2 separate regions of the Homo sapiens genome follow, and region 2 is linked to region 1. A link is a contact called in ENCODE Hi-C or POLR2A ChIA-PET data. All regions are on one chromosome and are shown on one strand. Each heading gives the region's core, a stretch centred on a gene start or an enhancer-like site at or near the end of the contact. The rest is flanking DNA. Distances are from core to core; before and after follow the strand shown. Region 1 has its middle 27 kb from the start of NFIL3. Region 2 has its middle 91 kb from the start of NFIL3.

The links. Hi-C counts contacts between places; a loop is a spot of excess contacts on that map. ChIA-PET counts read pairs that join two places held with the same protein, here RNA polymerase II (POLR2A). Pooled maps may share reads with other maps.
Region 2: a pooled map shows a loop between it and region 1 (3-fold over the local background). The contact joins two enhancer-like sites. A Hi-C loop is called at or near these places in 2 of 50 pooled maps. POLR2A ChIA-PET finds 5 or more read pairs at or near these places in 3 of 52 experiments (OCI-LY7, WTC11 and activated CD8-positive, alpha-beta T cell).

Annotation. Positions count from the first base shown.
Region 1 is chr9:91,393,631-91,400,187 of GRCh38, forward strand. No RefSeq gene overlaps it. Among named protein-coding and RNA genes, the nearest start is that of NFIL3, 27 kb to the right of the region's middle. Within about 2 kb of position 2,346, at least 5 of the 41 ENCODE cell types and tissues checked have a DNase peak (open chromatin) inside an H3K27ac peak, as active enhancers do.
Region 2 is chr9:91,511,212-91,517,768 of GRCh38, forward strand. No RefSeq gene overlaps it. Among named protein-coding and RNA genes, the nearest start is that of NFIL3, 91 kb to the left of the region's middle. RefSeq lists an enhancer at 3,539-4,738. Within about 2 kb of position 3,945, at least 3 of the 41 ENCODE cell types and tissues checked have a DNase peak (open chromatin) inside an H3K27ac peak, as active enhancers do.

The DNA.
Region 1 (6,557 bases), core at 1,096-3,595:
GGGCCCTTAACAAATTGGATGATGCCCACTCACACTGGGAAGAGCTACCCTCTTTACTCAGTCTACCAATTCAAATGGTAATCTTTTCCAGAAACACTCTTACAAATACACCCGGAAATAATGCTTTACCAGCATCTGGGTGTCCTTTAAGTCCAGTCAAGTCGATACCTAAAATTAACCATCATGGCGGCCAACCGACTAAGTCTGCATGAGGAGGTAGTAGAGCCCTGGGGCTCACCGGCAAGTAAGAGGCACATTGCTTGCCTCCTCCACCGCCATCGAAATGTGTTGATTATATGTAACTTTGAGCTGTTAAATGTAATTCCACTGCAATTACATCATGAAACTGAGACAGTATGATGGGTTACTGACAAAAGTAAAATGGGTGTGAAAATGCCTCCATATGGAGACTCCATATGTGCATATGTTTTTTGTGTAGGTTTGCATATATAAGCACTTTTAATATGGAAAAATACACATTAAACCACTTCACATTGGTCATCTTGGGGGGATCAGATTGGGGAAGGGGAAGTTTTAAATTTTTCTTTCTATACTTCTATATTATATTTCTTTTATATTTTTATAACGTTAAAAATATCGTAAAAACCTCCTTCTCCACTTGAGTCATGTTCGAATGAAATCCCACTTACCAAGTCTGAACCGTCTTGGCGCACCATTATTAACTGAATGGTGCTTTGCATTTCTGAATGGCCTACTGTTGGAAAAAAAATCGGGAACCCTAACAACCGGCTGGATTTGAGGAATGGATAGAGCAGGTAGGAGGTACCTTACCTTTATTAAAATGCCACAAACACTTATTGTGTAAAGTTAAATAAGTCACTATTAAGAGCTGAATTGTCTTCCTCAAAATTTGTAAGTGGAAGTCCTAACACCTGGTACTTCAGAATGCGACTATATTTGGAGACAGGGTCTTTAAAGAGGCAATTGAGTTAAAATGAGGTCAGTAGGGTGGGCCTTCACCCAATCTGACAGGTGTCTTTATAAAAAGAGAGAGTTAGAGGACACAGACACACACAGAAGACCATGTGAAGATGCAGGGAGAAGACGTCATCTATCTGCAAGCCAAGGAGAGAGGCTTCAGAAGGAGCCAACCCTGCCAACACCTTATCTTAAACTTCTAGCCTCCAGAACTACAAGAAAATAGATTTTTTGTTGTTTAAGCCTCCAGACTGTGGGACTTTGTTACAGCAGCTCTAGAAAACCAAAAGAGCCACAAATACTCATATATAGTATGTCTTCATTCTAATGGTACATTAAAAAAAAGATTACTGCCTCATATTGATGTTTAACCATGTGTTTGATGTTCCTGCTTTTTAACTTTTAAAGATTCTTTTATAATTCCTTGCATTTTACCCTCAGAATAATCCAATGCATTCAGAGAAATCAGGTATTCTTATTTTACAAGTGAAGAAACTGAGGCACAGAAGGATTAAGTGACTTGACCAAAGTCTTCTAGCAAGTGGTCTCCTGAACCGACAGCCTTTCTATGTACCACATTCAACCTATCAAATGGAGTATTTCACAATAACTGTCTCTGCTGGTGCTTATTTCCACATAGGTCACATTCATTCAGCAAACATATTGAGCAACTAGTTTGTGTCTGTCTTTCTTAGGAGTTGAGGAGACAATGACGGAGAGGACACAGTCCTGCTTTTGAGGAGCACATGGTCTAGGTGTGTTGACAGACACATGAACAACATTTTATATAATGTGAGAAACACTATAATCACAGCATGAGTACGGCATTGTAGGGACACCACTGAGAATGTCTTTACAGATGTGGTAGAAACTGAGTGGGTCTTGAAGAATTCAAAGGAGTTTGTCAGACAGGGATGGGGATTCCCAATGGAAGAAGCTTCATGTGCAGAGGCCCAGAGTTGTGCAAGGTGGGAACAAGGACGCTGAGGATGGAAAAGAGATTGGAGTGTGGCAGTGCAGGGAGGGGGAGATTTCATACTTGTCTACTAAAAACGTTAGATACCTTTAGCTTTATGACAAACTCACTGTTTTGTGGTTCTTCATTTTTCACTAGTTTCACCAAGACAGACTTTTTTGGGGGCCGTTCCTATAGATCTTACTTCTCACATTTTAATGAGTATGATGTATCACCTGGGGATTTTGTTAGAGTGCAGATTCTGATTCTGAGAGGGGCCTGCTAGTCTGCATTTCTAGAAGATTCCATGTCAGATTCTCGCTGCTGGAGCCTGGACCACACTTTGAATAGCAAAGCTTAGTCTGTAAAGTAAGAAATCAGAAGATTGGGTTGACCACATTTGTATTTTAGGAAGTTAAACCAGACAAACATGTGTAAAACTGGTTGTAAGCGACTTGCTGCTGCAAGTCACAAAACAAAAGTTCTGCGGATATGTATCCTGTGGGTTATGACTCATTTCAGGAATTCCTCAAATGGCAAGAATACCTCAAAGATTCATGAAATATGCATTATTTGAATGTACTATGTATGTTTCTTCCTAATTTAATACTTTAGTCCTAGTATAGAAGTGGAATTTTAGTAGAATTCTTATAAGTAAGTAGTATGTTTCAATTACAGGATATCTACAGCAAAAAATAAAATGACTTAAAAATAATACAAATAAAACCAGCAGTAGTTGACTTGGTGCCATCTTTTCTCAGGAACGTGAGTAATGACTGGGTCCCATACATGGAGAACAGATTGCTCCACGCAAGGCCTATTAGAAGTTAACACCAAAGCAGATGTTCTTGAAGCTACTGTTACCATTATAGATGCAAATCCAGACAAGCTGTTCCCATTTTATAGGAAAAAAAATGTAATAATAAATTACCATACTTACCTTAATGGCTTAATAAGAATTCATTAGTGAGCATTCATAAAAGAGGATAAGAAGTTTAAAAATGTACTGCTTAAAATAATTAATACTTTTATCACATCAGAAGCCTAAGACATAGTAAGCAATAGCAGATGGTAATTTTAATATCTTACAAATATCATGAAGGCTGCTGGAACCCAAGGTAGAAAACTGCAAAATACAATGACTTTGGGGTCAGTTGTAATTATAAAGAAGCTCAAAGGTCAGAGACCAGATGGAATCCCTCTCAAGTTTAATCCAGAGATGTTTCTCACAAAGAATTTAATAGGTGATTGCTTTCCCTCAAAGCCTATTTGAATGCTAGCCCTGAAAGAATTTACAAATTTTAAAGGGGGAACTTGGCCGGGCACGGTAGCTCACACCTGTAATCCCAGCACTTTGGGAGGCCTAGGAGAGTGGGTCGCCTGAGGTCAGGAGTTCGGGACCAGCCTGGTCAACATAGTGAAACCCCGTCTCTACTAAAAATACAAAAAAAAAAAAAATTAGCCTGGTGTAGTGGCACATGCTTGTAATCCCAGCTACTCAGGATGCTGAGGCAGGAGAATTCGCTTGAACCTGAGAGGCGGCGGTTGCAGTGAGCCAAGATCACACCATTGCACTCCAGTCTGGGCAACACAAGCGAAACTCCGTCTCAAAAAATTATAAAATAAAATAAAATACAGGGGGATCTTATATTCTTTGGCCTTATATTCTATAAGGAGCTTTCTGGTGCCTTGAATCAACACAATTCCTGATGGATTCAAAGCCAAACTTTATGTAGTTTCCCATTGCCTCATTAAACTGCTCAGTGGTAGAAGCTTTTTCCTGTCCACTGGAAGAACACTAAGGCAGGCTATGACTTTCCTTGTTCATTTTTAGGTAATAAACAAGTCTTAGGCATGTTATAAGACAAACATAGCCTCAATTTTAAAATATAGTGCAGGTGTCAAAAATAGTTCAAAACTGGAAACCATCTATAAGGCTATCTTAGCCATTAAAATCCAAGCTGGTGAGAAGAAATAGGGAGAAGAAGAAATAGAGATGTGTGTATATTTTTAACATTTGGAAACATCTAAAAGCTTTAAACTGGGATGTCAAAATGTGCCTTACCTTTTTTTTTTTTTGTAAAAACCCAATTAGCTGATCAAGTATATGAAAAGCTGCCATTCCTCTACCTCCAATCCCTCCTCATACAAAGCAGTGGTCTTTACTGGGGTCCAAGGATGATGCCCAGTATGTTTACAAAATTATCCTTTGTGATGCAGGGAGAATATTGGAATTATTTTTCATATTTATTTGTCTGAAAATGAGATACATTAAGCTTTAATAATATTTATTTTATTTATTCCTGTTTTTGAGACAGTTCTCGCTCTGTCACCCAGGCTGGAGTGCAGCGGCTCACTGCAACCTCCGCCTCCTGGGTTCAAGCAATTCTCGTGCTTCAGCCACCTAAGTAGCTGGGATTATAGGTGTGTACCACCACACCCAGCTAATTTTTGTATTTTTAGTAGAGATAGGGTTTCAAACTTCTGGCCTCAAGTGATCTGCCCACCTTGGCCTCCCAAAGTGCTAGGATTATAGGCATGAGCCACCCCACTCAGCAAGGTTTATTAATATTTAATATTCTAACTGACTTTAGTACCTGCACTTTCTCATCGAATAGAAGGATGGGTGGATGGATGGATAAAAAGATAGGTAGATAGATAGATAGATGTATGATGTATGTATGGGTAGATAAGTAAATAGATAACAGCTAGATGGATGAGTTAATGGGTGGATAGACAGATGATAGATGGATGATAGATGGTTGATAGATAGGGAGGAAAGTAGATAATAGATACATAGATAGATGTACTTTTTTCTTTTCTTTTCTTTTCTTCCTTTTTTCTTTTTTTTTTTTAATAGCTAGGACTGTGGGATAAACAAAAGTTGGAAACCACTGGTCTAAAATACTAGGACATTTTTGTTTTGCATTTCCAGAATCTGGCAAGGTACTACTTAATTTATTCAAGTTGTTTTCAAGGGGTACCATTTAAGAGGGCTGATTTTTAGATGGAAAGAACAGTAATGCCAGTAGTACACAGATATTATCTAACCTAGAAAATGATTGTCTTGAAAAGGTAGTCCTAATTTTCTTGTATCAGAATTTACTTTGAATAATGCTACAGGAAAAGAGCTGTATGATGGATGCCAGGGCAGGCGCGTGCTGTAGACGTGGAAGCAGAAGAGCACCCAGGATATGGGGTGATGAAGAATGTTGTCACAGAGTAGGGAAGAGCAGAACTCTTTTACCAGGTAGAAGCCCAATACCACACACACACACACACACACACACACACACACACACGAAAAAGAGGAGCACTAATGAGAGGAGAACTGGGCCTTGAGACCTAGGCTTTCATGCCCCCTTCTTTTGCCTCCCAGAGGCCAGTAAAGCCTCTCTGTGGGCTTCCTGGGTTCCAGGGAGAACAGTTCACATCAGTGGTATGAAATCACGGCTTTCAAGACTTTGCTTCAGCAGAGACCTATCATAAGAGATGCATTTTACATTGGAAATGCAAACATGTCAGGATGTGTGTTTCTTGAAACTGCAGCTTGACTTGCTACCTTGAATGCACTGCCATGTCATCTGTTCCTGCATCTGAAATGCTGGCTAGTGTCCCTGGCATTCATGGCACAAGCCAGTGCAGTTGCAACCCACAGTCTGGAATTCACAGAGAATGGGAGATACGCTAGGAAAGGTTAGTATCAGCTGAAATGTTAAGGGTCTTAAGTTTCAGACAAGGAGGTTTAGGCGTTGTTATTTGTAACCAAGAGGGTCTCCTGAGGTTTTTAGAAGGGGGGCAATGTGGCCAGACACAGTGGCTCATGCCTATAATCCCAGCATTTTGGAAAGCCAAGGCGGAAGGATTGCTTGAGCCCGGGAGTTCTAGACCAGTCAGAGCAACATCATGAAACCCTGTCTCTATTAAAAAAAAATTTAAAAATTATGGTGGCGCGAACTTTAAATGTAAAATTTAAAAACTTCAAATTTAGCATTAAAAAAAAAATGGTGCCACGAACCTGTAATCCCAGCTACTTGGAAGGCTGAGGCGGGATGACTGCTTGAGCCATGCAAGCAATCATCAAGGTCAAGGCTGCAGTGAGCCATGATTGCACCACTGTATTCCAGCCTGGGCGACAGAGTGAGATCCTGTTCCCCCCAAAAAAGAAGGTGGGCAGTGTGTCTCAATGTGGGCTTTGGGGAGGTGGTCGGCCTGTAGCAGTAGGCACAGTGTGGTAGATGGTGCAGGGCTCACTGGCACTGGGGACAGTAGTGATAGCCCACAGACTAGTTTAGGCTCTTGCAGCCTAAACTGGGGGAGTAAAATAGTTATTATGCTTCTCACCCTCTCCCCCATGATTTTTTTGCCCTTAAAAATGCTACCAGCTCAGACCTAAGGAAGTGTCGCATAGCGATTAGGAGTGTGGCTCTCAAAGTCACCTCCTTGCTCCTCACCTACCCACTCTGTGCACGTGGCCAGGTGACTTAAATTTCCCTGCCGACCTCTGCGAAAGGCTATTTCTGGGACACAGGAAGAGCTCTCAAAGTACAGTGAATGTTAGTGGCATTGTGCAGAAGCCCAATGTTAGTGGCATCGCGCAGAAGCCCAGAGGACCACACTTCCTCGGGAGTTGGCGCTCACGGAGTCCAGCTGTGCCAGCCAT
Region 2 (6,557 bases), core at 2,695-5,194, 120 kb after region 1:
TTAGATTTACAATATATCTGTCATTTTGTTCCACCTGTTCTGGGTTCTTTTCCATTGTTTTCTTATCTCATTCATATTGAAAGAGTCTTTTGTTAGGCTGGGCATGGTGGCTCACGCCTGTAATCCCAGCACTTTTGGAGACCAAGGCGGGAGGATCACCTGAGGTCAGGAGTTCAATACCAGCCTGGCCAACATGGCGAAAACCTGTCTCTACTAAAAATACAAAAATTACCTGGGCGTGGTGGCACCTGTAATCTCAGCTACTCAGGAGGCTGAGGCAGGGAGAATTGCTTGAACCCGGGAGGCTGAGGTTGCAGTGAGCGAAGATCGCTCCACTGCACTCCAGCCTGGGTGACAGAGCAAGACTCTGTCTAAAAAACGAAAAGAATCTTTTGTTTTATTTTGCCATCACGTAATACATCTATGTAAAACAATCTTTTTATTTCGTTTTTCTCTGTTTTAGTTTGAAAGTTATACACTCTTTTTCTCTTCTATTAATGGTTATTTTGGAAATGACAGAATACATCTTGGACTTACCTAGATCTAATATCAACTGTTACTCTTTCCCTTCTCCCAGCCAGTGCAAGAAGCCCAGGACATTTATCTCCATTTATCCCCTCCATTCTTTTTTTTAAAGTTCTGGGGTACATGTGCAGGATGTATAGGTTTGTTATATAGGTAAATGTGTGCCATGGTGGTTTGCTGCACCTATCAACCCATCACCTAGGTATTAAACCTGTCATGCATTAGCTATTTTTCCTGATGCTCTGCCCCCCAACAGGCCCTGTGTGTGTTGTTCCGCTCAACATCACTGATCATTAGAGGATTGCAAGTCAAAACCACAATGAGATACCTTCTCACACCAGTCAGAATGGCGATCATTAGAAAGTCAAGAAACAACAGATGCTGGTGAAGTTGCAGAGAAATAGGAACACTTTTACAATGTTGTTAGGAGTGTAAATTAGTTCAACCATTGTGGAAGGCAGTGTGGCGATTCCTCAAAGATTTAGAACCAGAAATACCATTTGACCCAACAATCCCATTACTGGGTATCTACCCAAAGGAATATACATCATTCTATTATAAAGATACATGCACATGTATGTTCACTGCAACACTGTTCACAATAGCAAAGACATAGAATCAACCCAAATGCCCATCAGTGATAGACTGGATAAAGAAAATGTGGTACATATGCACAATGGAATACTATGCAGCCATAAAAAAGGAACAAGATCATGTTCAAAAATATAGGCACTGCGGTGAGACCCACATAGGCTGGGGTGGATCAGCCCCTGCCTACCTGGCAATGAAGACCCAATGACTCGTGGTAGGTAGAGCACAGACAGCGCTGCATAGGAAATGGTGCAGGCATTAAAGCTTCCATTGGTGGTGTCCTGGAGAGAGGAAGTGCATTAACTCGTGTGATATGCCAAGGGTTTGGGAAAAGTGGGGGAAATACTAACCATAACGAAAAGGGGATTGGTTGGCTATTGCTAAACTTGATTGACCTTTGGGAAAGAAAATAAAAAAGCTGGGATAATCAATTAGCAACTAACAGCTAAGAATGAATGCAGAAGCCTTCTTTGGTCATGAATAGAGAAATTCTCACCTCCTGCACTGAAAAGGAAGGGAGGGTTGAGTGCCAGGGTCAGACCTCCCTTGAGAGTGGCAGAGCTCCAAATGAGGTGGATTCCCACCAAGGTGACACTGTTATGTCAAGGTGAGGCCATGGCTGGGAAAGAACGGGACCCAGCATAGAGGATGGGGACATCTGGATTAATGCTTCCTAAAATATCAAATCTCCAGATTCCCCTGAACCTCTGAGCTTGCACACAGGAACCTCGGTCCTGCCTACCCTTTGTTGAAGATGACTTAGGGTCCTCTCCTCCCGATACCTGTGCCTTCCTCAGGATCTGCCTCTACCTCCCTTCCTGGATACCAGACCAGTAAGTAGGTTAAATCACAACACAAACCAGCCTGGAACTGTTGGGCCTGAAAGGGGAGGAAGGCAACTGTACCCTAAAGAAACCAGAGGATCTAGCAGCAGATGCTGCCTGGAGCTATAAGAATGCACCTATATAAGGAATTGGAGGGTGCTTGGTCAAGGGAGCCAGAGCAGAAGGTTGAATAAGAGACGGTTATTTGAGTTAGTTATTTCCCCAATAACTCTCTTTTTATGTCTAATCTCTTGGCATCTGCTTCTTAGAAGACCCAAACTCAACACAGAACTGCGTCAAAGTTCCACTTCTTCCTCTGCCACCCATGCTGGTCCCCTCCCCTTCCATGGTTGTTAATCCCAAGAGCACTCCTCCTAAGTCTTGAAGCTCATCTCCATCCTGGGTCTATTTCCTGGGGAGCCAGCATCGGACGGCTGCACTGCAAAGGCCTTTGTTTCTGTACTGTCTGGACTGTCTCCATCCTGCTTTCTCATTCTTTCCTAAGCTTTCACAGCTTACTTTAAATCTTCTTCTGTTATATTATTGTCTCTTCTTTGATGTCTTACAGATCTCCTCTGAGTTCTTACTTCACTGTGATTATGCTTCCTTTGATTTCCGTGAGTTCATGGAGAAATGTTAATTCACATTTTCTTTTACTTCTGATGTATATTATTCCTCTGTCTTTGTTTGTTGTCATTGTTCTCTTTTTGGGGAATTATTGTTCATGTTAATGAGGATTTGCTAAGAGCTGTGTGGGGAAGGGACAGATTGAGGTGGGGCGGTCTCCTGAACTCAGGGGTTCTGGAAGGACTTTCTCATGGATGCAGTGTCCTCTGTGCAAGGACCCAGTGTCTGCTCACTAATCTCAATGGGCCATTCCAAGGAAAGCAGGCCCATGTGGTTTGTAGCAAAGCCTGGATGTTCGAGTATATTTGGGGTAATAGAGCAGCTCATACTAAGCTGACTGCCACATGCTTTGCAGAAATTCTAGGCATCTTGATGATCTCCCCCCCGCCTGGCTCATCCAAAATGCCAGGTGTGGACACCCTAGCCAGGACCCTTGATTGCACCCCTTAGGGCTGTGCTACCCTTTTATGGGAAACTGTCAGCTGGAAATGACCTGTGGGGTTGCATATGCTTCTTGGTGTTATGTCCCAGTGTGATCCAAAATGTATTGTCTTTTGCAGTTATTATTTTTAACCTATGGTTTTGCATGTATTTTCAAGGAAATTGGTTTCTTCTCTATTGCTCATTCTTTTTGTCATTTTCAGTTGGCCATTGGGGAAGGAAGTGAATCTGGATTAGAATTCTAAAATAATTTTTTTTTTCTTTGAGACAGGATCTCACTCTGTCACCCAGGCTAGAGTGCAGTGGTGCATTCTTGGCTCACTGCAACCTCTGCATCCAGGGCTCAAGCAATCCTCCAACCTCAGTCTCCAAAGTAGCTGGAACCAAAAGTGTGCACCACCATGCTGGGCTAATTTTTTTTTTTTTTTTGTATTTTTGGTAGAGACAAGTTTTCGCCACATTGTCCAAGCTGGTCTTGAACTCCTGAGCTCAAGTGATCCACTCGCCTCGGCCTCCCAAAGTGCTGGAATTACAGGTATGAGCCACCGTGCCCAGCCTACATCTTATTCTTTTAAAAAAATCCAATTTAACACCTTAACCACATAGCTGTATATTTAAAATATGTTAATTAGTAAGATATTAGCAACCCAAATCACAAGAGATACAGAATAAAGAGAAAGGTACTGAAAGCATGAAAAAAAGGTACTTAAAGCATTTAAACACAGACATCATTTTTTAAATCATGAGTTAGAAAATTAGATATGAAAAAGAAAAAAAGGTTAGTTTGGGATTGCTTCAGAGACACAAAACTAGTTAAAAACACACTGGTCCCAGCTATGTTCATAGTGTTCTCCATTGCTCATAAAAACTGCCTTCAAGAAGTGGTGATGATGTAGTTCTGGGGGAGAAGCAGCCGATGCAATGGTAAGCAGACTCCCCCACGTATGAAGTCATCTGCATTGCGTGGCTGGATGAACATCTGCCACATAAACTCTGCGTTGGTTGCAGTGTGCCACAAAAACATTCTTTGTTTCTCTCTGACCCCAGCTCTCATTTTGTGAGGTGAAGATTGGTTGACATAATGAGAACTTTCTGAAGTCATTTCACTGAGGACATTTAATACAACTTCTTTGCAAGCGATGTCATAGACTTCAGTGTCTTTGTCTGGCATGTGCTGTTGCTGCAACATGATTCACAGTGGATGGCGGGGGAGGAGCTGCAGGCGGCAGAGAGTAATCAAGCACTCATTTACGCGCCTCCTTCCTTTCGTCTTATCAAGCAGCTAAATGCCAGCTCAGAATCAGCCCACGCCACAGTCGTTTTCTGGACTTTCACTATTAAAATGTCCACTTACATAGGAAGAAAAAAGACAGTGACTCAAATCAGACTCAATGCCTGGTTTATAAATTAAGAAACAGCTATTTTGGCCCCCCAAAAGAAAACTACTTCTCTTTTCTCTTTTTTCAGAAATGCAAACTATGAGTTTTATGAAAACTACAATTTCATTTTATGAAAGGGTAGTCAATTCCATTACGTCTTTCAAACCCATTGGCAAAACGTGTAAAAAGAATTGGGGTTAAAGTGGGAAAAATCTTACCCAGTTCTGGATTTTAAAGCAATCACAAATTAGTACAATGTGAACTAAAGAAGAGCCCAAAGCTTTTGGTTCTAAGGAATTAGAGAATCTTTCTGTTTCCACTAAAGTGAAAGCATGTTCCAATGATGAACCTCCAGCTGCATAGGTGACAGTCTTTCCTTATTCAATCCCTGAATTTACCTTACATAGTAGGTGGACGGCCACCCAAAGATATCAGGTCCTAGTCCCTGGAACCAGTAAATGTTACCTTATAAAGAAAAAGGGTCTTGGCAGATGTGGTTAAGAATCTTGACATGAGGAGGTTATCCTGGATTATCTGGATGGGCTGTAAATGCCATCACAAGTGTCGGTAAAAGACGGGGAGATGACACACGCAGAAGAGAAGGCCATGTGAAGACAGAGGTGGAGACTGCAGTGATCTGGCCACAAGCAAAGGAATGCAAGCAGCACTGCAAATTGGCAGGGAAACCTTGATTTCAGCCTACTGAAACTGATACTGAACTTCTGACCTCCTGAACTGTGAGAGAATACATTTCTGTTTTTTTTTGTTTTTTTTTTTTGAAATGGAGCTTCACTCTGTCACCCAGGCTGGAGTGCAGTGGCGCAATCTCAGCTCACTGCAACCTCTGCCTCCCCAGTTCAAGTGATTCTCCTGCCTCAGCCTCCTGAGTAGCTGGGATTACAGATGCCCGCCACCATGCTGGGCTAATTTTTGTATTTTTAGTAGAGACCGATTTCACCATGTTGGCCAGGCTGGTCTTGAACTCCTGACCTCAAGTGATCAGCCAGCCTCAGCCTCCCGAAGTGCTGGGATTACAGGCATGAGCCACCGTGCCCAGCCCATTTCTGTTGCCTTAAGCCACCAGGTTTGTGGTAATTTGCCATGGTAACAGCAGGACATTAATACACCTATTTCTATGGAAATATGGCATGGCTTTATTCAATCCTCTCTTATCACTTAATTAAATCATGGATATCCCAAAAATTGAAGTATAAAACTTAAATCAAGTATTTCCTAGAATTTGCCGATTTAACGTTGAAAATTTTCTTTTGCCAAGTGCATGTAAAAACCAGCCTGGGATGATATTGTGCCAGTGTCAGTTTCCTGGTTTGATCATGTACTCGAGTTATGCAAGTTGCCGCCATTGGAGGACGCTGGGAAAGTGTACCCAGGCCTTTTCTGTTCTGCTTTTTGATCTTCTTATGAGTCTATACTCATTTCAAAATAAGAAGTTAAAATAAAACCCTTTTCTTTGGCCTGTCTTTTGTTTCTTCACCTTTTATATTGGACAATGATTGATTGCTGGTAGCTTCAGAGTTGAGCTGTGAAAAATGAAACAGTTCATTTGCTTTTCAAGAAAAAATTATTCACACCAGTGGTTTATAAAGTGCTAGAAGATTTCATATTCAAGTTTCCCAGAAACAAAAGTAGAGAGTGAACAGATAGAGGATGCTGGCTGCTGTGCAAGCACGTGCCAGGCATGGGGCACAATGTGCCCACTCTGCGCTCTTACCAGCTCTGATAGTGTGGTGGTTAATCAGGCTGTTGTTCAAAGCTGGAAGCTGGTGAGGAAGAAGGAAGCAAGTCCCACTGAGAGGTGAAGCCAGCTGGACTTCCTGGGTGGAGTGGGGACTTGGAGATCTTTTCTGTCTTACAAGAGGATTGTAAAATGCACCAATCTGCACTCTGTAAAAATGCACCAATCAGCGCTCTGTAGCTAGCTAGAGGTTTGTAAAATGCACCAATCAGCGTTCTGTAAAATGGACCAATCAGCACTCTGTAAAATGGACCAATCAGCACTGTGTAAAATGGACAAGTCAGCAGGACATGGGCAGGGACAAATAAGGGAATAAAAGCTGGCCACCCCAGCCAGCAGCAACCAGCTGCGGGACCGTTCAGTTCCTCTTCCACTGGTTGTGGAAGCTTTGTTCTTTTGCTCTTCACAATAAAT